Linked DNA regions of Mus musculus: region 1 is linked to region 2. Evidence: chromatin loops called from intact Hi-C (ENCODE). Cell type or tissue: gastrocnemius. All regions are shown on one strand. Links, peaks and the distances in the headings refer to the core of each region. The heading gives the core; the rest is flanking DNA.

Evidence for each region. A loop is a pair of places that touch in the nucleus more often than their neighbours do. Peaks named below come from ENCODE experiments on the same cell type or tissue, not always from the same donor. Only the 100,000 strongest peaks of a DNase experiment are listed, where the experiment ranks them.
Region 1: it touches region 2 in a loop (2.4-fold over the local background); 5 of 42 quality-filtered maps call a loop at or near these places.

The regions. Positions count from the first base shown.
Region 1 is chr3:79,472,500-79,477,871 of GRCm38, forward strand. The region is part of intron 14 of Fnip2 (folliculin interacting protein 2); the gene reads right to left. Among named protein-coding and RNA genes, the nearest start is that of Gm36442, 37 kb to the right of the region's middle. In gastrocnemius, for the core only: a CTCF peak has its summit at 2,903; DNase peaks (open chromatin) are centred at 2,588 and 3,695; H3K4me3 peaks cover 378 bases; H3K27ac peaks cover 4,027 bases.
Region 2 is chr3:79,283,919-79,289,290 of GRCm38, forward strand. 6430573P05Rik (RIKEN cDNA 6430573P05 gene) reads left to right here and starts at 2,937. Exons shown (of 2, transcript NR_165170.1): 1 at 2,937-3,891; 2 at 4,461-5,372. It also overlaps a transcript of Rapgef2 not described here. In gastrocnemius, for the core only: a CTCF peak has its summit at 2,813; DNase peaks (open chromatin) are centred at 1,530, 2,661, 2,833, 3,390 and 1 more place; H3K4me3 peaks cover 4,553 bases; H3K27ac peaks cover 4,403 bases.

The sequences.
Region 1 (5,372 bases), core at 101-5,100, 190 kb after region 2:
CCTACTGTATAAAAGCACTGCAGTGAGTTTCAACAGATAAAGTAAGCCTGCCATTGCATAACTCTCCTCTCCAGCCTACGTCCTTCAACCATGGAGAGCCAAGCCAGCCAGCAAACCTAAGAGGCTGCCTCCAGACTGCTAGTGCATGCGAAGACTCAGAAGAAACAACTATACTTCACACTGCTATCTGCATTTGTTTAGCAGAATTTCTCTCTTAGAAACAGGTTTAGTGTTAGTCACTTAAGAATGAAGAGTTGTGGGCTGGAGAGATGGCTAAGCGGTTAAGAGCTCTGACTGGTTATGAGTTCAAATCCCAGCAACAACATGGTGGCTCACAACCACCCATAAGGAGATCTGACTCCCTCTTCTGGAGTGTCTGAAGACAGCTACAGTGTACTTACATGTAATCAATCAATCAATCAATCAATCTTTTTTAAAAAATGAAGAATTGTCATATGAGAAGAGACAAGGGTGCATGGCTGGATTCCCAACACTTAGTAGGTCAGACAAGAACAGCTCACATCCAAGACCAGCGTGGGCTACAAAGCAAGATCCCATAAACTAAGAGGAAAGGAAGGACAGACAGCAAGAGCAGCAGTCACTCTGACCTGTGGGGAGGTGGGGGCCTCTGAGAACCACAAGACACCATGATCACTATGGGCACAGGGAAGGAAAGGGGCACTGTGAACAGCATGACAGCTGGAGGGAGGGCTGAAAAGCCCGGCCTCTGCGGGCTGGGCTCGTGGCTCTGCTCACTCTGCTCCCTGGGCTAATGCCCATATTCAACCTGTGGCCACAGCTCAACTGCCAAGCTGAGACCAGATTCTGTTTGAAGGTGCAACACGGTGTGCAAGGTCGCAGAGTCCCCAAAAGCAAGTCACGTGATGAACTGTGTGCCTTCAATGCCAGAGAAGGTTTGTAGCTTTTCGTGGAGGCTGACATAAATGTATAAGTATCTCATACTAGAAAGAAAATGAGAAAGTGAAAGTAGACATGTGTTCAGCTCTGAAACAGTATGCAGAAGAGACAGAAAGTCCAAAAGACCTTAGTCTCCTCTAAGTACAGAAAATAAACACAGGGAGCTGTAGAGATGGCTGGGTTAAGAAGACTGTTCCAGGAGCCAGGCCTACAGATCCAAAGCTGGCTGCAGGAGCTCCACGTCACAAGGCAACAACAGGATATCTGAGAGGAGTCTCAGTGCGGATATAGCACTGATAGGGAAGCAGGAGCCAGAGGCCTTGAACCAGGCCAATGGCTCATTGCAATGAGCACTTATTTGCAAGTAAAGAAGTGAGGACAAAAGGGCCTATTGTGGGACACACTGTCGCACACTACAGCTTTCACGACAGGATCTTTTTCCTTTTCCTTGTGCAGAGAGGTTGCAAGGGCGGAGGACGGGTGTGAAGGGATGAGAGATGAGTGGGGTTGGGGTGCATGATGCGAAATTCATGAAGCATCAATAGGAAGTACGCAAAACAAACAAGACAAAGCCAGACACTGTTCTGGAGGACTTGGGTTCCCAGCACCCCCATGGCCACTCACACAGCCACCTGTAACTCCAGCACCCCCATGGCCACTCACACAGCCACCTGTAACTCCTGCTCCTCCTCCGGCCTATGCGGGCAGAACTCCTATACCCATAAAAATAAAAATAAAAAACCTTAAAAGGATATGAAATGAAAGCAAAGAGCTGCAAGCGTCACGTCATACACATCACTCTTCCTCTTCAGGACTCGAAAGAAAGATTCTGCACATTTCTCTTTACCCTAGAAGAAGGCATATTCCCACGAGCGTTTCCGCTCCAGTAAGAAACATACAATGCTCTAAACTCGGTTTTATGAAGTTATCTAACAAGAACAAGCACTGTTCATGCACCAGACGACACACTAAGAATACAAAGAACCCAAGTCTGTTTCTGCTTCACGGTAACTGCAGGCCTATGGGAAGAAGAGACACATGGCGGTAGACATGTGAACATGTGTACATACATGTATGAAGGCATGTACATATATACTCACAATGTGCAAAGGTCTCACTAAATAATAATCCTGACCATCTGTAAGGATATCTATCCTCTTTATTACTAAAAGATGGTCATCAAAATCCAGTTATAGGTCAAACATGTATTTTAAGAGTTGGAGGTAATAGGTCAGTGAGCACATGTCTAGTACGTGGGAAGGAGGGAAAGAGGGGGACAGACAAGTGAGATGGGCATGGTGACACATGCCTATAACCCCAGAACTCGAGAAGATCATAAGAGGATTGCAAGCTCGAGGCCCACCTGGGCTACATGGTAAGATGATGTCTGAAAAGACAAGCAACAACATAACTGAGTTCATTTAAAAGCCCTCTGAACACATCTCCCAGTCCCAGTGGGGCTGCTTCAGGGCGCCAGCTGCAGAAGGCAGAGCTGCAGGCCCAAGTTACTAATGTATCCTAGAGAAATGAAAACAGCCAGGGTGTCGTAAACAAGACTCATCCAAAACGGTTTCCTCTCTAACCTGTTGATTTGACCTGAGGCATTTAATACTATGCGCTACTTAAGTAATGATTTCTTGTCTGATGGGACAGGCTGTTCTTTTGTAGTCTGGCTGGTTGGTTGCCCACATGAATTAATTAGTATTCATGAGCATGTATCACAGCCAGGCTTTCAGCAAAGCGCCTTATCTGTGCTACTGACTCCTATGTGATATTTCTGGAGTCAATCTGTTGCTACTCTTAAAATTAAATGGAACAGGCTGCTATATCCAACTGTTATTTATAGATTAGTCTGAAAAGTGCCTGAAGCCTAGATCACTGTGATGATGCCAATTTTAGTCCTGATGACCTTACCTAATGTAAGAGAAGACAGCCAGCTACTTGTTCCATGACAAAGGGCTCAGCTCAGTCGCCTCCTGCAGGTGTCTACCACCCACAAGCAAACAAGAGTGTTGAGGATACCAAGTAATTCTGTTTTAACACAGCGATGGCTACCTGTTAATAACATCTCGCACTACTTTTTCCATTTACAAGACTTTTTCACATTTCATGTTTAAATGGTCAACAGTTACCAGGTGCTTAGTAGTGTACACCAGGCACCGTGCTCAACACTTGATGTGGACTACAGGACTTTCAAACTTAAATGACATCAGTACGCTTTATTTTATAGGATGAACACTTCCCCCAAAGGCCACAACGACATTAGGAGCTGAGCGATGGTTCAGACCTAGGAGGCCGCTTTGGAGGCCCAGCTTTGCAAACGTAGGCCAGAGGTCAAACTCAGGTGCTGTTCTGTGGGTGCATCCATCTTGTGTCTCAAGACATGTTCTCTCATGAGGACCTCACTGAGGAGGCTGGGCTTGGCCAGCAGTGAGTGACAGGGATCTTCCCACCTCTGCCTCCCCGGTCTGGATTATAAGCACCTGCCACCACACCCAGTCTTTTTTGCGTGGGTCCTGAAGAGCAAACGTGTCTTCATGCTTACCAGGCAAGCACTCTCCTACTGAGCTTCCTCCCCAACCTGGGAAGCAAACTCTTACCCACTGCATCACAGTTTCCTTGTTCTGATGTCCTCTAAATCCTCCTGAGGTTTAAGTAACGTTAGCTGATGTAGTTGGAAGTCTCAGTGAGTAGTGACATCAGGGATCAGAGCCAAGCCAGTGCTGCTGGTGTTGGTCTATTGCCCTCCTCTGCCTTCATTTTGGTCACCAACAGTGCCTAGTTGGCAGCACTCATTGGCAGATGGGACAGAGAAGACAGACAAGGCTGCTGGAGGGCCACAGGGTGAAGTATTGCTGGCTCATGCCTGTGTCCGTCCCCTTGCACTCAGTGAAGAGGAAGGTGAAGGAAAGTATATGTCTAATTGATAGCAAAGTTACCTTAAACTGTTAGCAGCTGGGTAACATGCATCAGGAGGAAAGAATTCAAATGTCAGACTGAAAAACAGCATGTGTCACACACCGAGAAAACCTGGGTCCTAGTATTTAAAAGGCAATGAAAGCCAGGAAAGTAAACAGTAAAAGTTTTGTAAGAGACTAGGATTTAAAAAAAAAAGAATGAAGATACTCTTGATGCTGGATGTTCTAGGAAGAAATTTCCTTGTGCTCCAAAGAAAACTAGTCTGCTAAGATTATACAATGCACATTTATAAAGCCAGATTGTATAACCTAAATCATGCATGAGTCAAAAAAAAAGATCAATAAGTTACAACAATTGTTTTTTACAAAGTTATTCAAAATCCTTCTTGAAAAGGAATTACAAGTCCCAAAGTCTGGCATGAGACTAGAATTATTATTATTATTTTTTTAAAGATTTCTTTATTATTATATCTAAGTACACTGTAGCTGTCCAGACACGCAGGAGAGGGCATCAGATCTCATTAGGGATGGTTGTGAGCTACCATGTGGTTGCTGGAAATTGAACTCAGGACCTTCGGAAGAGCAGTCAGTGCTCTTAACCACAGAGCCATCTCTCCAGCCCTGAGACTGGAATTATTTATACCCGCAAATCAGACTGTGAAAGCAAGTGGTGCACGGGCTTGACCCCACTTGCCCCACAAGTTCTCAGTGCACAGGACATGCATACCTCTCAAATTGCCGCTTCTTTTCCTGACAGTGTTCTCAGCTCAGAAAACCACTGTTCCTTAAAATGGTCAACTCACCAATGTTTTAAAAATACCCTTATTTCTCAAGTATTTGTAAATGGAAGTTGAGTGCCTTTTAAAGTAAAAACAGAACAACACTGTTACAGACCAGAGTGTGAGCTAGAGAGGCAGTCTACATGAAACTCCGCTTCAAAATCAAAACTCAGGACCACCTTGATGGCGCCCCACTCGAATCCCAGGGCTTGGGAGGCAGGTGCTGGTGGACTGCTCAGAGCCTGAGGCTACACAGCGAGAGTCTGTCTCAAACAAACAAACAAACAAACAAACGCAGAACTCGTGATGATGAGTTTGTTAAATGAAATTGGAAATCTACTAATGTTATCTGAACATATGAAATTATTAAAACTTGAAGATATTTTTATGAGTCCTTTACAATTTCCTATAGCACTATGCACATGACTGCATTTTGTAAGCACTCATACCACACAAAATAAATTAGTATGCCTAATAAAATTTAACCTCTCAAGATGACTATATAAAAAAATGAGAGCTCCTACAATGTAAAAATGCTGTTTTTAAAAGGGAGAAAATGAAAATGGAAAAGCTCTAAGAGGAATGACCATGAAGGCATGGCTATTTTCTCAAACACAAGAACTGCAGAGCTAGATGTCACAATGAAAATTGAATATTCAGAAAGCAGAATTGATGACCCATTTTTAAAAATGACAAAATGTCATGAGTTGTGTCACAGATCATTTGGAGGTGGTTATCAACCAGGAGATTGTTTTTC
Region 2 (5,372 bases), core at 175-5,174:
ATGAAAAGTTCTTAAGTGTCAAAGTCCCTAAGACTCTCCAGCCCCAGAAGCAACAGTCACCAACTGCTTAACTTGCTACACTAGGGTAGTTAGCAAAATTACTTTCAAGCAACTGACTAACCTAAATCCAGAACTTGTCTTCAAAGAGTCTGGTAAGGCCGGCTAGGGAAGGGAGGAGGAGCTAGACCCAACAAGAATAAATAAGTAAATAAATGCTTTCATTCATTCCTTTCCAGAACCTTGCGGTTTTGCCTGTCACACAAACTCCTTTATCAAAGTCAGTCTTCAGAAATAGGATACTCCACAGCAAAGCTTCCCTAATTCTTGTTCTTCCAGTTGAATCAAGCGATACCACCATGTTGTTTTTACTCATATTACAGAAACACTCAAGCATCTATGAGAATATACCACATATGGAAAAGCTCCCACAGGTGCAACCAACACTGCCTGTTTTCTACTCGAGGAGAATTCCAACTTCTGGATAAATTACTTCTGACAACTTAGGGAAGGATGGAAAAGCACTCATAGTTCAAACTAATTTCTCTTTAAAGCGATAAACAGAGCTGGGGGGTTCACACTGGTAAAAACCAAATGAACATCAAAGTTAACAGGGCTGACACTTAAGAATGTTCACCATGTTTGGCAGTTTCTCTGTTTGCTTCTCCTGAGGTCAGGTGGGGTAAAGACAGCTCCCAGATTCTCAATGGAGCTTTTAGCTAGCTGGGTATATAGTAACCCGCCCACTTTCTCACTGGGCCAAGAGTCCTCTGTTAGGTTGGTTTCTATATTCCACACCACTGGCGGGGGAACATAGTAGTCTAACAACAGCCTATTTACTTGGCCAATCCACAGGCTGTCCAAGTGGAAGGTGTGCCTCTTCCAGACTTATTTGGTAACCCACCATCTCTACCTCCCCACCCCTACACACACACACACACACACACACACACACACACACGCATGCACAGCCCTCCCTACCTGACAGTAGGTTCCACTGTTATTCTAACTAATCAACCTAGCACCCCATTTCACCCTCCCCATTTCTACACCAGGCCTCGGACATCACTGACTATCCTTGTTCGGTTTGCATGTGTAATTTCACTTGGCCATTTCAAACTCTGTTCTTGAAAAGAACTGAGAGATCGCGTGAAAGTTGCTTTGCCTACACAATAAACTGGCAGTGTCTTTTCAAGAGCAGAAAATGGGTATAAGTGACCGTTTTAACAAATAGAGATGATGAAGACACATGAAGGGCAGCTATACCACCACCAGAGAAGGGAGCAGATCAAAGGCGTGCATGCTCAGTGCCTGATAAAAACTGCCCTTTGGAGTAGGTACTTCTGAAGACGTGAAGTGAACGTTCTTATGCGATTACAGTCCATCTCCCAGGCTTGGCAAGTGTAATCTATATTCATATCCCACAAGTGACAGCTCCACCAAGCAAAAGGAAAACCATCAAGAACAACAGTACCAGGTGCCGTTCTTGGGGCTTGTCCAAAAGCAGCCAATGGAAGATTCGCTTTTATTCTAGTCTCTCGCCCATTAAATAATCATCATCAGAGATGGGCAGCACTTGGATTTGGACAGATGGCATCCCATCCCCAGACAAGCAAAGCAACTTTTGTCAAGTATCGGATCCTCGCTGTTTTTGCTGGCCCCAAGGATCTGTAGATCTTCTTTGCCTGCAGGGTTGGCAAGCAGGATCGCCTGTAGTCGCCATCCCAACATTTAGGAATCTACGTCATGTAGCCAGTAAGCAACGGAAATCAAACCACATTTTTTATAACACTCCTCCCTCGCTAATCCAATCTAAGAAAAATCAAATCTAACCCACCAGCTATCCCTCCGTTTAAAAATAAAAAAAAAAACCTGAGGATAAACAATTGTATAAACGTTAACCACTCATCTAATTTTGACCATATTGTGCAAACCGAAAGAATCTGCCCTGCGAAGAAGACGGAGTCGAATACGCCTGTTCTGCACTTACATCTACAATTGGAATGAAAAGCGCTGGCCTGTCAACTTTTTCCTTTCGATGGATAACAACATTCCTCTTTCAAGAAAGTAAAGTAGTAACTAAAGACAGGCTTTCACTTTACAAGGCCCACCTAGGCCAGTCAGTTCATCGCACAACCCTGCAAGTTCCTGCTTACAGCTCATTAAACACCCCTAAACTCTAAAGATGGGATACATGCAAGAGAGTAACTGAGCCTGCAGTCAGGGTGACAAGAGTACCCGGCCGAGAGGAGCTGAGACCTGACCCCAAGACTCAACCCCAAGGAGTGTGGCCGGAGAAAGGCATACCCTATAGACAACTAGTCCCGCAAAGGCGCAGGCAAGGTCAGCTACGGGGAGCGCAACGAAAAGGACAGCAGAGGAGAGGGCAGCAATCGCAGAACAGTCTGAAAAGAATGCCCTTGGAAGTTGGGGCAGGGAAGGTCCTGGATGGGGGAAATGGGATGCTTCCCCAGCAGAGGAGTGCCGGGGCACTGGAAGGGCGCAGTCTGCAGACACCAACCCCACGGCGGGTGGCGGCGCGTCTCACCTGGGGGGTCCTCTCGGCGGGGTTCTTCATCACCGCTTGGCGGAAGCTATTATCCACGTAGGACGCCATCTCCCCCTGCGGGGCGCACCGGGTCCGCTCCACACACTCGCCGGCCTCCCGGCCCAGCGCCACTGCCCGAGGCAAACCAGCCCAGGCGCGGGGCCGGGGCGCAGACAGCACGAAAGGTCCGTGCAGCCCGGAGCTGCCCTCCTCCTCCTCGCGGCTTGCTGTCCGTAGACTCGGACTCAGCGACTGCCCGGCAGCGCTCCCGATCGGTCGCGGATCGCGCTGGCCCCGGCGGGCCGAGTTATTTTTAGGGAGGTGCAAGCGACGGCGGGCGGAGCCTCTCCGGCGGGGCCCTGGCTCTACCCGCTCCGGCCGCGCTCGCTCTGACGCGTCCCGGGTCCTCGCGCGCCGGTCGAGAGGGAGGGCCGCGCGCTGAGCCTGGTGAGCCCGGCTCAGGTCTGGGAGCCACCGAGCCCGCTGGCCTCGGCCGCCGTGGCCGCGCCGCGCCTCCGTCTACTGTCGGCCGCGCCTCCCGACTGCTGCTGCATCCCCGCGGGCCGCGCAGCTCCAGCCGCCCGCCCCCATCGGCGCCTGAGCGCGGCTGCTCCCCGCGCGGCCCCCGCGCTCTAGGCAACTTTGTGCGTCGTCCGTGCGGCGGGCGGGCGCGGCGGGCCAGACACGGGTCCCCGGCGGGCGCGAGGCCGAGAGCGGAGCGCGCAGCCCCGCCAAGCGTCTGCTGAACGGCGACCGCCTCCTCTTCCCCGCCTCTTCCTTCTCCTGCGCCTCGGCGGCCGCCGGAGCCACTCTTCAGGGAGGAAGCGGCCTCCGGGGCTTGTTGCTTTGTGCTGCAACCATGGTGAGGAGTGAGTGACGGGCCGGGGGCCAGTCGGAGGCCGCCGCATCATCGGGGGCGGAGCGCCCCGTGGCGCCGGCCCGCCCCATCGCTGGCCTGGCGGGGCCGCGCCCTCGCTGAGAGCCGCGTTCTGCCGGGGCCAGGTGCGGTGGGAGCCAGGACAGCCGGGGCTGTTGCGATCGTTGATCCCATAGCTGAGCGGCCGCACCCCGACTCTCTGGCCTAGACCCCACATCCCAGGCCTTGCGGCACGTCTCCCGCCTCTTCCCGGGCTGGAAGCTGACCCCACCCGGGAGAGGTCCCTGTGAGGACTCGGCTGCAGTGGCAGGTCTTCCCAAAGCTTAGGGCTGACTGGGATTTTGCTTCGGTGGCAACATTAACCATCCTTGGATTCTGTTTATTTGTAGTGACTGCAAGGACAACGTTGCTCTCCTACCTTCCGCGCTCACTGACATCTAAACCCTTAAATGACTCCTGCGTTAGTCAGGTAGGAATGTGGCTTTCCAACTCCAGACCTGGTATCACATCGGACAAGAAAACACCAGGTCAGCCCGTTGTAATCTAGAGGCCAAGACAGCAAGTTCTCTGACATAATCAAGAATGAATAATCCTAGGTCGGACTTTGCCTTCCACTGGGCAGAGCACCTTCTCAGGATCGCGAGTTTCCAATCCAGACTTGCCCGGTACAAAGCCCATATTAGTGTGTTAAGATGTCCCTGCTCTTGGGAGTTCATCCCTTCCTGACCAGGCTTGAGGTGTGCAGCGTCAGCCTCAAAGAAGATTGCAGTGTTTGAAGTCTGTGTGGAGACTAAAGACAATTGTTATTCAAACTTAAAAACCTTTTTTTCAAGCATATTTTTCGATATCCAGTTTATTATTGTAAGCAATTGGGACAGGCTGTCAGCTAGTAGGGGAGGAAGTCCTTAAATTCGCCAGCACAGCGCTAAACGGATTGCATAACTTCCAAAAAGAAAGGATCTGCGGGGGCCAAAATTTAGAGAACTGAGTCTAAGTTACAAAGTATATCTAATAAGTCCGGTTTTATTGCTTTTACAGCAACTGCTTCCTGCTTTATCTGAAGTCCTAGAGCAGCAACTTGAATTCTCCAGGCTAAACCTCCACTTCAAAAGCAAAATAACAGAAAAAGAGAATTTTAAACCCAATGATCTGCAAAATACATATACCCGACATTCCCCATTTGGAGTCTATGCGACATTTCAGAGTGTGTGTGTACAAATCTGGTTCCACTTTTCTTGTCCCAAACATCCCCCATCCACAGCCTTAAATGTCCCAATTAATAAGACACCATTATCACCATCCAGGTTCCCCAGGGTTCATCCTAGTATCTTCTTAATTTCTTTCTCCTCTATGCAACAAAGTTTGGTACAGCCTTCTACCTCAACTTTCAAAGTTCTAATAGATGTGTATTCCAGTCCCTACCACCTTTCCTACAGTGATCATGGTCCAAAGCACTACAACCCTCTGATTGCATTTTTCTATAGTTATATCCCTAGTACCCTTTTTCTTTCTTTCCTTCTTCCTTTCTTTCTTCCTTTCTTTCTTTCTTTCTTTCTTCCTTCCCTCCTTTCTTGTTTCTTTGTTTCTTGTTTATTTGTTAGTTTGTTTTCCTCTGAGTAGCCCATTCTCATGACAGCAGCCGGTGTAAATGTGCTCCCGTGAGTCACTGCTTATCTTCCATGACATTCATCCCACAAGCCTAGAACTCTGTGGCCTCAATGACCCCTGAACCTAGTCCTCCAACCTGTGACCTCTTCTGACCTACTCTCATATCCACTATGTTCCCTACTCAGTTCCTCAGGCACACGAGCTTCCATGCTGTTTCTAAAGAAATAAAGCAAATGTGGATCTCCTGGCCTTCCATCTGCTGTTCCTTCTACTGCTGTGTTGGCTCTACCTTTCCCCTTCCACCCACGGAAGAAAAAGAAAACATATGTAACAGATGGAATG